2 separate regions of the Mus musculus genome follow, and region 1 is linked to region 2. The links are chromatin contacts, found by Hi-C in ENCODE. All regions are on one chromosome and are shown on one strand. The core of a region is the stretch at or near the end of the contact, and the rest is flanking DNA. Distances in the headings are between cores, read along the strand shown.

Region 1 (5,806 bases), core at 1,539-4,038, 260 kb before region 2:
TGTGATGTTCAGGAATCAGGAACTGGCACAAAGCAAAAGGGTTTTGTTTCAGTAGAATCTTTGCTGTCACAGTATTTGACCTGTGGGAGTTTTCAATAGAGAACCAGGTTAGATAAGCATGTGACTAGGCTGGTGGCCAACATGAGTGACAAATGGGGGATCCCAGGGGAAGTGGAAGGGGTGGGGATCATTCCAGGGTCATCCAGCCGGCTGCAGGTGGAACCTGGTGAATTAACAGTTCTGGACCTAGCCTAAAATTCACTCAAATCTCCCACCCTGCTTACTGTTGCTCACAGAGAACACCCTTTGGGGTGCTGGTTTTGGACAACACACAACTAAGGCTATCCATGGTCACAGCCAACAGTGACCTCGAAGGCCTATTTCCTAACTCGGAGCAGTGAGACTGTATAGGGGGGTGAAGATGAGGGCTAGGAATATTGACCTTATGAAATCTCCAACTTATGAAGATTTAGGAAAGGAAGGGGGCCAGTGGGGGAGGGGTGAAGAAGGGTGAACATAATCAAAGTACATTATCTTTATGTATGAAAAGTACCATGGTAAAATCTCATTGTCTTATATAATTATATATGCTAGTTTTTAAAAATGAAATCGTTCCTCAAAGCAATGTCACATGGCGGTTTTGAATAGAAATGGTGGCAACAGATTTGGGATCGGTTCCTGTTCTGCTCCTTACCACAACTTTTGCAAGGTGCTTGACCTCTCTGTGCCTTAGTTTTTCTTATCTGAGAAATGGGGCAGTAATACTGGCCTCAGAATTATTTGTTAAAATTGAATGAAGTCACATACTCAGCCAAGTGCTGCGTGAAGGGGGCAGGGCAGGAGAGATTGACATCATTTGATACAGCTCTGGGTGAATAGTTAGATTCTCTGCTTATTTTACTGCCCCCCTCCCCACCTCCCCCAGTTACCTGTCTGGGAGCCATACACAGCTAACCAGAACACATCTTTGTCTAGTTATCTGGCTAAGAATGGAGTTATTGTCATGGAAACATTGTCTGCCACAAACCCTTTGTTCCTTGAAATAGTTATCCTTTCCTAGTTTGAATAGTGCCTTTCCTAGGGAGAGGTTCCCAAGATAGGAGTCTGACAATAGATCTGCCATGCAGTTTTAGGGGTTCATTGTTGTTGCTAAGTAGTAGGTTAGTAGGAGATAAATGTGTAGTGGGGAAGAGGGTTTGGTGGTGGGCCTATGGTGTGCTCATGGCTCTTTTGTGTCCTTCTCTCCAGGACATCACACTCTCTGGGATAGAGATATCACACTCTCCTTCACAAAGTTCAGACCCCATTTTTTGCCATTGGCCAAAGATGGCTGCTGTACATTGGTACTCACTCCACGCCTCTGTACTGAGCACACGCACTCTCCCTGTGTATGAGGAATCATGGCCCCCATTCTGTTCCCCACAAAGGAAAACTGAGGTCATCAACCTGTGCAAAGTCACACATAGGAGAGCTGACTGTCTGACTTTGCACACAAAATGGGAAACCTTGGGCATGAGGACAAGTAGGAATGGGGAAAGCTGATGTCAGGTCGCCAAGGAGACACACTGGCTTTGGCCACTGCAGGGCTGCCTTGGTGCCCCTCTCCTTTACTGCTTATTGACCAGCTTGTGACCTCTAGGGCTCGGCCACTGTGGCTGGTGCCTTTTGTAGTTTTAAGACTCAGCAGCAGGGTGTCCTCCCACTGTCTCTGGAGGAAGACCACCCACGAAGTTCCTCTGGTACAGAGAGAGTACAGAGAGCCTGCTTCTCTTAGGTGGCCTGGGACAAGCACACCCCCGGGAATGTTTTGTTTCACCTTCTTTGTTTCTATGGGTGTCTTTGAACACAGTCAAAACCCACAGAGTGGCTTTTCATGTTGAATTTGTAAGAAAGACAAGTACAGGATTCTCTGTCCCGGCTTTGGTTTTCCTTTCTTCTCTTCTCGTCCCAAACTGTAGAGCGATATCATGTCCCAGATTTTTTTTTCTTTCCCTTCTTTCTTTTTTTCAGATTGAAGTTTAGATATGATACAGTATAGTGTTTGTCCAGTAAAACACGAATTAGTTTAGGCAAATGATAACCAAATCAACTGAGTAATTATTACAGTGAAATGTGTAATAATTTCTAAAGCAAGGCTTTAAAGCAAGGCTTTCTAAAACAAGGCTCTGAAAAATGTGACCGTTGTTGGTGGAGGAGTGGCAGTCTTTGTTTTGAAAATAGTTGGGAAATTTAAGACACTCTTACTCCTGGCAGGCTGTGGGGATGGGTAGGCATGGATGCGGTGTGAGGGGTGAGCTAGAGAGTAACTAACCTGGCATGAGTTTTGGTGTCTGATTATTGGATTATTTCCCCCCAGGGAAAGAACAAGAGAAAGACACAAATCACCAAGGAATAAAGATGGCAGAGGGTCAGAAAAGTCTGTCACCATCCAGGCTCCTGCTGGAGAGCCCCTGCTGGCAAATGACTCTGCCCGCACAGGCGCAGAGGAAGTTCAGGTAAGGCTCAAAGGCGCTGCTGTCAGCCAACTGCCACTCAGCCTGGGCTCCCGCCTGCGTGTTCCTGTCTTGTTGCACTAAGTTCTCTTGGGTTTTTAATCTTCGTTTTTCTAGCATTTTAATGAGTTTATCTATTTCCCTGGCTTTCTTGTTGGTCTAAGCACAACACGTCCTACCCTTGAAGAGCTAGGGAGTGGGGCGATCCTTTCTGCCCTGTGATTGGTTAGCCTCCTTTGAATGGTGTTGGAAAGAAGCCAGCTTGACTGATGACAGGTCAGAAAAGGGAAAAGTTACAGGCAAGAGTCCCTGGAGACTAATTCCAAAATGGAGCAGGACTGGAGAGGGCCGGAAACTCCCTCAACAACAAACAACCAAAACAAAACAAAACAAACAAAATAAAACAAAAAAAACCACAACAAAAACAAAACAAAAAAACCCAAAACAAAAACAAAACAAAAAAACCACTGAACCAAAAAAAACCAACAAAAACAAAACAAAAAATGCACCATCAGGGAGTGCTTAACAATGACTCCAAGAGCCAGCCCAGGACTCGGTATAAGAGAGAAATCAAGGGCTTGGCATTCAGATGGCAAGCATGGAAATCTGGTGACTGTGATAATACTGAGTCAAAGATGGGGCAGAAAGGAGTCCAGCAAACTTTGGAGTTAGTAGCGGTGGTCTTTGGGGTACACAGGTTGGGACTGGACAGATCTGGAGACTGGATTTCCTCTGTCAAGATCCAGCAGCTTCTGTGGTCCAGCCTGCAGCCACTCAGGACTGTGGTCCAGCCTGCAGCCACTCAGGACTGTAGGAATTTGGGGTTGCCAGGCCTTGCATGTTTTAGTAATATTAGCATTAGGACTTCAAGCGGAGTCAATCAGTTTTAAAATATCAACACTTTATTACTTAAAAAATAAAAGAAAGTTGTGTGGGATTGCCTTCGAGTCCCAACTGTTTGGCAGCCTCGTTGATTTAAATAAATGTGTGAGCTAGACTCAGAAGTATGTTTGCACTGCCCCCCAACCTCCATCTCCTGAAATGTTACATGCCCAGCCTTGCCTCATATAAACAAAGCAATGAAGGAATACACAGCTATAAAGATACAGGAACAGAGATAAGCATGTATCCATGCACACCTGTAGGAACCCACAGAGAGGCATTTGTAATCAGTTAGGAAGACTGAACTACAGTCCCTCCAAGGATACAGATGCCACTGAGACTCATAGCTGTGCTTCTGCACTGAATGTGGGGTTTGTTCAGTGGTGAGCAAATTCCTCTAATGTCGTCGCGCTGCTTGCTTTGGTTCTAGGAAGGCAGATGGATGGATAGATGGATGGATGGATGGATGGATGGATGGGGGATGGATGTGGTCAGTCTTAGGACTGGATCATTCTTAAAAGCTTCACAGGTCAGTTTCCTCCTAGAAGTGTATTCGGGGGTGCTAGTAACCCACTGTGAAAAGCATTTCTTTCTTTGTCCCCTGAGTCCCCTGGGAAGCTGTTGCTGCTTACAGCAGGATGGTGTGATGAGGAAGCCTTGGGAGGTTGTGTGTTTCAGCAGCTCTGTCAACTTGGTAATTAAACTTTTGTTGTCCCCAGCTTCTGAGACTCTAAGGGATGAGACTCATCAAGTTCAGATGCATTTCCCACCCTCCCCAACCCCTGAAGACCTCAAATTTGAAAGAAGCCTTTGGATAGCCCTACTTTTTTAGACAAAGATGTACATACGTCCTTAAAATGAACAGAGATTTAGTTAGCAGTGCACTGGCAGGAAGTTGGACGCACAGCTGAGTCAGAGCAGTGATATTACACAACAGAATGTCAACATGATATTAGTAATGCTTACTTCAGCAGGGATTTATCAATCGCATGTGTAGAATCCAGCATTTGTCTTCTCTGAGACAATTACTGTGAAGCCAACTGTTTTCTATAGCCTGTGAACTCCAAGTTGTATGACTTTTGTGGTGTGTTTTCTCTTGTCGATGTACTTTTTAAAGGAGATTGACCTAAATTTACACACATAAACCAAATGGTTCTCAAGGGTATACTTTGGTAAATTTTAACAGATGAGCCCACACCTCTCAGCGCAAACCACTCCTCCCTCTTCCTAGTTGTTCCCTACCCCCACCCCCACCTCTGCAGGGCAACTGCTGTTTTGATTTCCATCTCAGTGGATTGGTTTTGCCTGTTGTAGAATTGAATATAATTGGAATCATATGAGTTTTTCTCCACTCAGCAGGATGATTTTGATATTTATCCATGTTCTATGTGATTCAACAGTTCACTCTTTATTATTTTTGCTGACTAGTGTTCCACTGAACTGACCGCAGTTTGGTATTTGTTCTGGTGGGTGGACATTTAAGGTGCACACACTCTAATTATGATGGATTAAGCTCTTGTGAATATTTTTATAGGTCTTTTGTGAACATTTTTTCCATTAACTTTTGATAAAATCTAGGAGTCAAATGGCTGGTCTGTATAGTTAAATGCGTACCTAAATCACTGTGAAAGTGTCAGGCTGGTTTTCTGGTGGTATTAAACCATCTTAAACCTCTACCAGCAGTGCCTGAAGGAACTGGCTGCTTCTAACTATTGTCTACATCATTCCTGTCATGCTCTGTGATACTTCTGACTTCCTAAGTTGATGGCCTCTGTGTCCCGAGGTTGAAATCCTTACTACCCACTCCCAGCATTGCTCAGGCCTTAATAAATAAAAAATTTGGGGGCTGGCGAGATGGCTCAGTGGGTAAGAGCACTGACTGCTCTTCCGAAGGTCCTGAGTTCAAATCCCAGTAACCACATGGGGACTCATGAGCACTTTCCCACTCCACACTGGGTTGTTAACTGGGTTAGTTTTGTGCAAGCAGACACAGCTGCTGTGAATTCAGGAGTGCAGCATCCTATCGTGTCCCAAAGACACTGTTTTCCTGGGTCCTCCCTGAATTCTGGACCTTACAATCTTTCATCCCCTCCTCTGCAGTGGTCCCTGACCCTCATACAGAAGGGGTGTGAAACAAGATGCCCCATTTGTGACTGACTCACTTTCCTTTTAGTCTAACTAGTCCTGAATTTCTGTGTAGTTGCCGCCTACTTTATAGAGAAACCTTTCTGACGAGGTCTAAGAGCTACATTAACCTATTGGTAGAGAAATATATTATGACTGTTTAGCAGAATAATGGTAGTAGTATCCCCCTAAGATCTGTGAGCTCCCCAACCATGGATTCTTGGCCAGATGTATAGTACTAGGTATGTTTCCTCCTGTGGAGCAGGCTTTAAATACAGGTGACCAACAGAAAGCAGTTGGTTACCATC
Region 2 (5,937 bases), core at 1,578-4,077:
GTTAATTGACCAATCAGGGATAGCTTGAGGGGCAGCATCACGTGGTGTGCTGAGGATCTCCTTTCCCTGAGGTAGCCAGGGCCAGTGTTTAGCATTACAGTACATATCAACAGACCAAACCTCAACAAGAGACTGTCAAGATGAATGAAATAAGTCCTCCTCCCATAAACTTCCAAAAGAAGGAAGAGTAAACAAAAGATAAGGATAAGATGAAGACTACAACAAGATTTCAAGGAAATTATTAATAATAAACAAGTGACTTAGATTGTCCTCTTGTGAACTTATAAATTTAAAAAGAGAATCTAAAAAGAAAATAATTTGGAAGATGTTGATATATTTATTAAAGAATGATATAAGCCTTTAGTATGCATGCCAATGATTTCAGTAAGATTACAAGTATGATGTACTAACTTACAGAATGTTCTGAGCCCAGCAAATGAAAACCATGTGTTGTTCTCAACACATATGGTGCAGGGTTTTGTTTTGTTTTGTTTACAATGAATGCACTGTAATACAATGATGCTAGGTCCCAGGAAAAGTCAGGCAGTTCTAGGATTTAATATTGTCTTTGCCCACAAAATGTTCAAATAAATAATAATTAAAAAATGTTAAAAGGTACAACTTTTAACTAGAAAGGTAAAAAGAATGCTCAAAAACATAACACTGGTTAAAGAGCAAATTACAATACCATTACAAAATACTGCTTAGGAGAACTGGTAAATCAGGGTAAATAGTACTTAGAGGATTGTATACCCTTTCACATAATCACTCTTTACAAAGGAGATTGTAACAAGGTGCAGTAGGCTGGCTAGCCTGCTCTCTCAGCCTTCTAGAAGACAAAAGCAGGAAGATCAGGAGTTTAAGGATAGCCTTGGCTATATAACAAATTTGAAGCCAACTTGGGATACAGCAGTGCTTATCTTAAATAAATCAAAGATGGCTAGGGAGAGAAAGTGTTGAAAGCCAACAAGCTATAAACACTGACACTATCTAGCTAGTAAAAGAATCACAAAGTAACAAAGCTAAACAAAATATATATAAAAAAAATTCCAAAGTCTGCGAACTACAATTTTATATTCAAATATTTTCTGTGTAGAAAAAAAGTGGGAAAAATGCAAAACAAATAATGAATTATTTAATAAATAACTATGTAACACTAAACAAAGTATGTCATAATAAAAATAACGAAAAGTGGGGTGCAAATACAGCCAGATCATGGTCTAGGAGGGCAAAATGAGCAAGTTTATTCCCAAAACAGTCGTAAATAAAAATGGAAACATTTTTAGAAAAAAAAATAGTAAAAGTTCTTTAATAAGAAACAAAGCTGAGTGACCCCTCTCCTCCCTGCCCCTCCCTCTTCTCACAGAGAGCACTGCCTGCCAAGAAAGCTAGACCATATGGTTAAAGGGAAGTCTTGCTGCTTTATCTTTGTAGTCCTGGCTGCCAGGGATCTCATTCTGTAGCTGAGCCCAGCCTCTGCTTCCCCAGGGCTGGAATCAAAGGTCTGTGCTGCCTCTATGGCTGCTGCCACCACCACTGGCTTAAGCACTTCCAATTCATCTTTTGTGGCCACCACACTGGCTGCTTCCAACCCTGCCATAGTCAACATTGTATCATTTTATTACAATAATTAGGTAGATGACCACTAAAGGGCAGTTATAAACAGCAGACATAATTAATGGGAAATTGTGGAAGCACAACAAGAATGCTTGCAAGACAAGGGGACCTCCTGGTCATCCATTATACTCTGTATTATATTCAGGGGATGGTTCGTTTTAACGATCAAAACCTAGCCTCGGCTGGGAAGGAAGTTCCCATTCACTCAGTGAGGAGCAGTCTAGAGTAGGTTGGCCCTGGACATGCTTCTGAGGGAATTTGTTTAAAAACTGGGTTGTTAGAAAGCCCCCCCCCCCCATATGTGTGAGGCCATTTCATAGGTTGGGCCCTAGTCTGAACGAATGAGTGAGGGAACTAGCTGATCACTGGTGAGCGCATCCATCACATCACTGCCCTCTGTTCTTGTCTGTGGATGCCATGTTACTAGCTGCTTAAGTTCCTGGTGCCTCGACTTCCCAGCAATGATGGGCTCTGAGAGAAACTGTGAGCCAAATAAACTCCACCCCCCCCCCCGCCCCCAAGTTTCTTCTGTCATGCTATTATCACACCAACAGAAAGCAAAGGTAAACTTAGCGATAGTTTAGATTAGTAGTTCTCAACCTTCCTAATGCAGTGACTCTCTAACACAGTTCCTCGTGTTGTGGTGACCCCCTAACCATAAAAATAATTTTTTGTTATTGCATAACTGTAATCTTGCTACTGTTATGAATTGTAATGTAAATATCTGATATCTGACCCTTGTGAAAGGGTCTTTGGTCCTGACCCACATGTTGAGATATGCTGGTTTAGATACTTGCAATAGTTTAAAAACAAAACAGGATTAGGTGTGGGGCCACTAGTAATCTGTCCCCACACTTCTTCAGCCCTGTGCCAAACTCCATTGACAGACCTTGGCAACCATGACCCCCTGCCCTTGTCCCTTGTCCCTTGTCCGTGGGCCTAGTGGGCACTACTAAGTGGATGTCTCGAGGCGCGGAGCTTACATCTGACCCTGTGTACCTAAAGCAAGACAAAGGAGGAAGGGGACAGATGCCTCCCGGCCCTCTTCTCGGAAGGCTCTAGAGCTCTGAGCGCCCCCGCATTCCACCGCTTTGTGCGAAGGGGCGAACCCCGCGGGACACGGCGTGGAGCTGCCGGCCCCTCCCGTGAGTCGCCCTGGCCGCCCGCGCCGCACCCACTTCCTCTTTCCCTTCCGCGCGCCAGCCAACCGCTCGCCAAAAATTCCTGTCACTTCTGACAGGAAGCGGGGAGGCCGCGCCGGGGCGACCAGCATCGCATCTCCGCCGCGACCCCGGACCCGGTCGTCTGCAGGGTCCCGCCTGCGCCTGGGCCCCAGCCCCGCCCGGTTCTCCACCCCCGGCTCGGCCCAGTCCTCTGTCCCCGCCTCGGCCGCGGTCCGCCCGGTCCTCCTTCCCGGTCCCTGCCGCTCGGCCCTCCGTCCCCGCCCGGCTCAGTCCTCGGTCGCTCCGTCGCCCGATCTTCAGCCACCGCGCAGCCAGGTCCTCCGTCGCGGTGGCGGCCGGGTCCTCGGGCGCGAGCCCGCCATGGAGGTGGAGGAGGCGTTCCAGGCGGTGGGCGAGATGGGCCTCTATCAGATGTACTTGTGCTTCCTGCTGGCTGTGCTGCTGCAGGTGAGTCCCCGGCTCCCCGCGGCCCCCGGGGCGCTCTCAGCTCAGGCTGGCCCCAGGTGTGGCGCGAGAGCGCAGGGAGGGAGGGGGCGGGCGGGCGCCGCGCGGTGGCGGGCCAGCCACTGAGCTCTCCCAGGCTGTCACCCAGAGCCTGGCACTGACACTTCGCCACCAGAGCTAGTTGAAAGATGAAACCCATTACCCGGGATCAAAAGGATTCGGCACCCTAACCCCTTACAGAGTGAGACAGAGAAAGCATGGACAACCTGCCCACAAAAGATCAGGTCTAGCTAGTATGGCCTCCTTCAGCCCTCTCTGAGATTGAGGGAGGCTTCCTATTAAAGGGGCTTTCCATCCACGGGAATTTATTTCTCTCTAGTTAAAGTTCTACTGGGTTATTAAGCTCCGAGGCCAGCTTTGGTCTAGGGAAATGATACCATCCACACAGTGTGGTTCATTGTATTGAATTCTCAGAAACCAGCTGCACACCTCAACCTAAAACTCTTGATTTTAGGAGTCCTTGGGCTCTTTAAGAGGTTCATTCTTGTAGTCCTAGCACTATGGAAACTGAGGCAGGAGAAGGATGGCTCTTCTTCTAGGCAAATTCAAAGCCAGCCTGAGCAGCTCAGATTGTCCCTAGGAAGCAGGTCAGTCAGTGGTAAAGCCCTAGATGTGCAAGGCTCTGGGTTTGATCCCTACCACCAGGGCCAGAAAATGAAGCTAGCTCCCTGTCCCGGAGGCTTGCAATCCTGGGATGAAGTGGTCTGTGACACTGACACTGTGAGGCTGACAGCTGAGCTAAGTAAGTTAAGGTATTATTGCAAGGGAAGTACTGGCTGGCCGCGGTTATAACCAGAGCCCACAAGTTGCTTCAACGTTGTGTTGATGCTGCAGCAGGAAGAGAGGCAGTAAGGTAAAACTTAATCTACTGATTCTCTTTCCCCATTAAAATCTTCAGTTGACTTCAGCACCAGGCAGAACATCGGTTCAAGTGGTGATACTTGGAAGCCTTTCTCTTAGCAGAGTAAGAATTAGTATAGAGAAATAGAACTGCAACTGCAATGTCTGGTCTTCATGTATAATGGTTTCTTTGACAATATTCCATCTAACCAGGAGTTCCAAGTATATATCCCCTCTCCTGGCAATCCTTTTGGCCACTTCTCTGCTCCACTTCTTGTGTTAGCATCTTATTTGCCTAGCCAGGTGGTTGCCAACTTAGAATCAAATCTTGAGTGTGGCACTGAGAAGGCCAGTATTCTGGGTCAGGACCTGTTAACTTTCCTGGGCTTTTATCACCTCGTTGCCAGCTGGAGATGCAGGGCCTTGCGCTTTTTATACGAGAGCTTTACTGCTGACCTACACCTTCTTCCCCTCCCTCCCATGCTTTTATTAATGGCTGACCTAGTTCATTGTAGTTTGTTAAGGAAGAGTTCCAAGCCCATGATCTTTTTGCTCAGCAACTGTTGGTTGATTTATGGTCACCATTTGCCAAGTTTTCAAGTGTTATTGGCAATGGATGGTTGTTTATCTTGTAGGTGTGGGCTGTATGGGTTGCCGTGTCCCTGCCTCCACCTGAGTTCCACGGGAAGACGACTTTATAATTCGATGTGTCTGAAAGGATAGCTGATTCTTCTGAAGTCCCTGCTGTGGAGAAGTGATGAGGGTCACACCGTAGCGTTATTGAAGACCTTACTGTACTATAGTCTAAGTCCAGCCCATTGCAATAGAAGAGTTCAGCCATGGAGAGAACCTGCCGTTCTCACTGCCTGCATCCGCAGTGAAAAAGATGCCTCTGATCACAGGCTTAAACACGTGCAAGAAGTCAGAGCAGATGAAGGAAGACCCAGATGAAGGAGCAGTTGCAGGCCCAGCTGCTGTACTGCTTGACCAATACTTGACAGGGGACATGGAACACCGAAGCACCCACCCCAACATTTTGAGCACAAAACCAAAAAGAGCTGCCTTTCACATTCACACCCCCTCCCTAGATCTTGCTTACAAATATTTTTGTAGGTCATCTTAGACAAGAATATCCCAGGCTACACTTGAGTTTGTAATATTAAGTGCATCTTTAATAGTTCCATCTGCTAAAGGATAGCTGTATTGATAACAGATTGTACTTTTATGTTGATTTACTTAATTTTTTAAATTTTTTTGTTGTTGTTATTGTTGTTGTTGTTGTTTTTCCAAGACAGGGTTTCTTTGTGTAGTCTTGGCTATCCTGGAACTCACTCTGTAGATCAGGCAGACCTCGAACTCAGAAATCCGCCTGCCTCTGCCTCCCAAGCACTGGGATTAAAGGTGTGCGCCACCACCGCCCGGCCCAAAAAAAATTTTGAATTGAGGGCTGGTGAGCTAGCTCAGCCAGGTATGGTGTCTGGTGCCAAGCCTGAAGACCTGAGTTCAATTCCCTGGACCCACGTGGTAGAAGGAGAGAACCAGATTGTCCCACAACTTATCCTTTGACCTCCACACCCCACCCCCAGCAGTGGATAAAATTTTAGAAGTTGAATTGATTTAGAAGAAACTAATGAGTAAAAGCATAAGGGAAATAGACCTAGAGCGCTTTTAGAACATCCCATGGCAGAGTTTGGAAGGAACTGAGTTCTGGGGTATTTTCATGGCACCCTAAGAAGTGTGCTCTCTGCTCTCCCTCCTGACCGCTATTGCTTTTAAGCACTCCTTCCCCTAA

The links. A loop is a pair of places that touch in the nucleus more often than their neighbours do.
Region 1: a map of heart shows a loop between it and region 2 (1.8-fold over the local background). The contact joins the enhancer-like site here to the promoter of Slc22a15 in region 2. A Hi-C loop is called at or near these places in 1 of 37 maps with a recorded cell type or tissue (heart).

The regions. Positions count from the first base shown.
Region 1 is chr3:102,186,098-102,191,903 of GRCm38, reverse strand. It overlaps Vangl1 (VANGL planar cell polarity 1), which reads left to right. Exons shown (of 8, transcript NM_177545.5): 3 at 2,357-2,495. Among named protein-coding and RNA genes, the nearest start is that of Gm16160, 15 kb to the left of the region's middle. Within about 2 kb of position 2,788, at least 1 of the 3 ENCODE cell types and tissues checked has a DNase peak (open chromatin) inside an H3K27ac peak, as active enhancers do; it is heart, where a contact is called at or near this core.
Region 2 is chr3:101,921,343-101,927,279 of GRCm38, reverse strand. Slc22a15 (solute carrier family 22 (organic anion/cation transporter), member 15) reads left to right here and starts at 2,827. Exons shown (of 12, transcript NM_001039371.2): 1 at 2,827-3,248. The coding sequence starts at 3,162.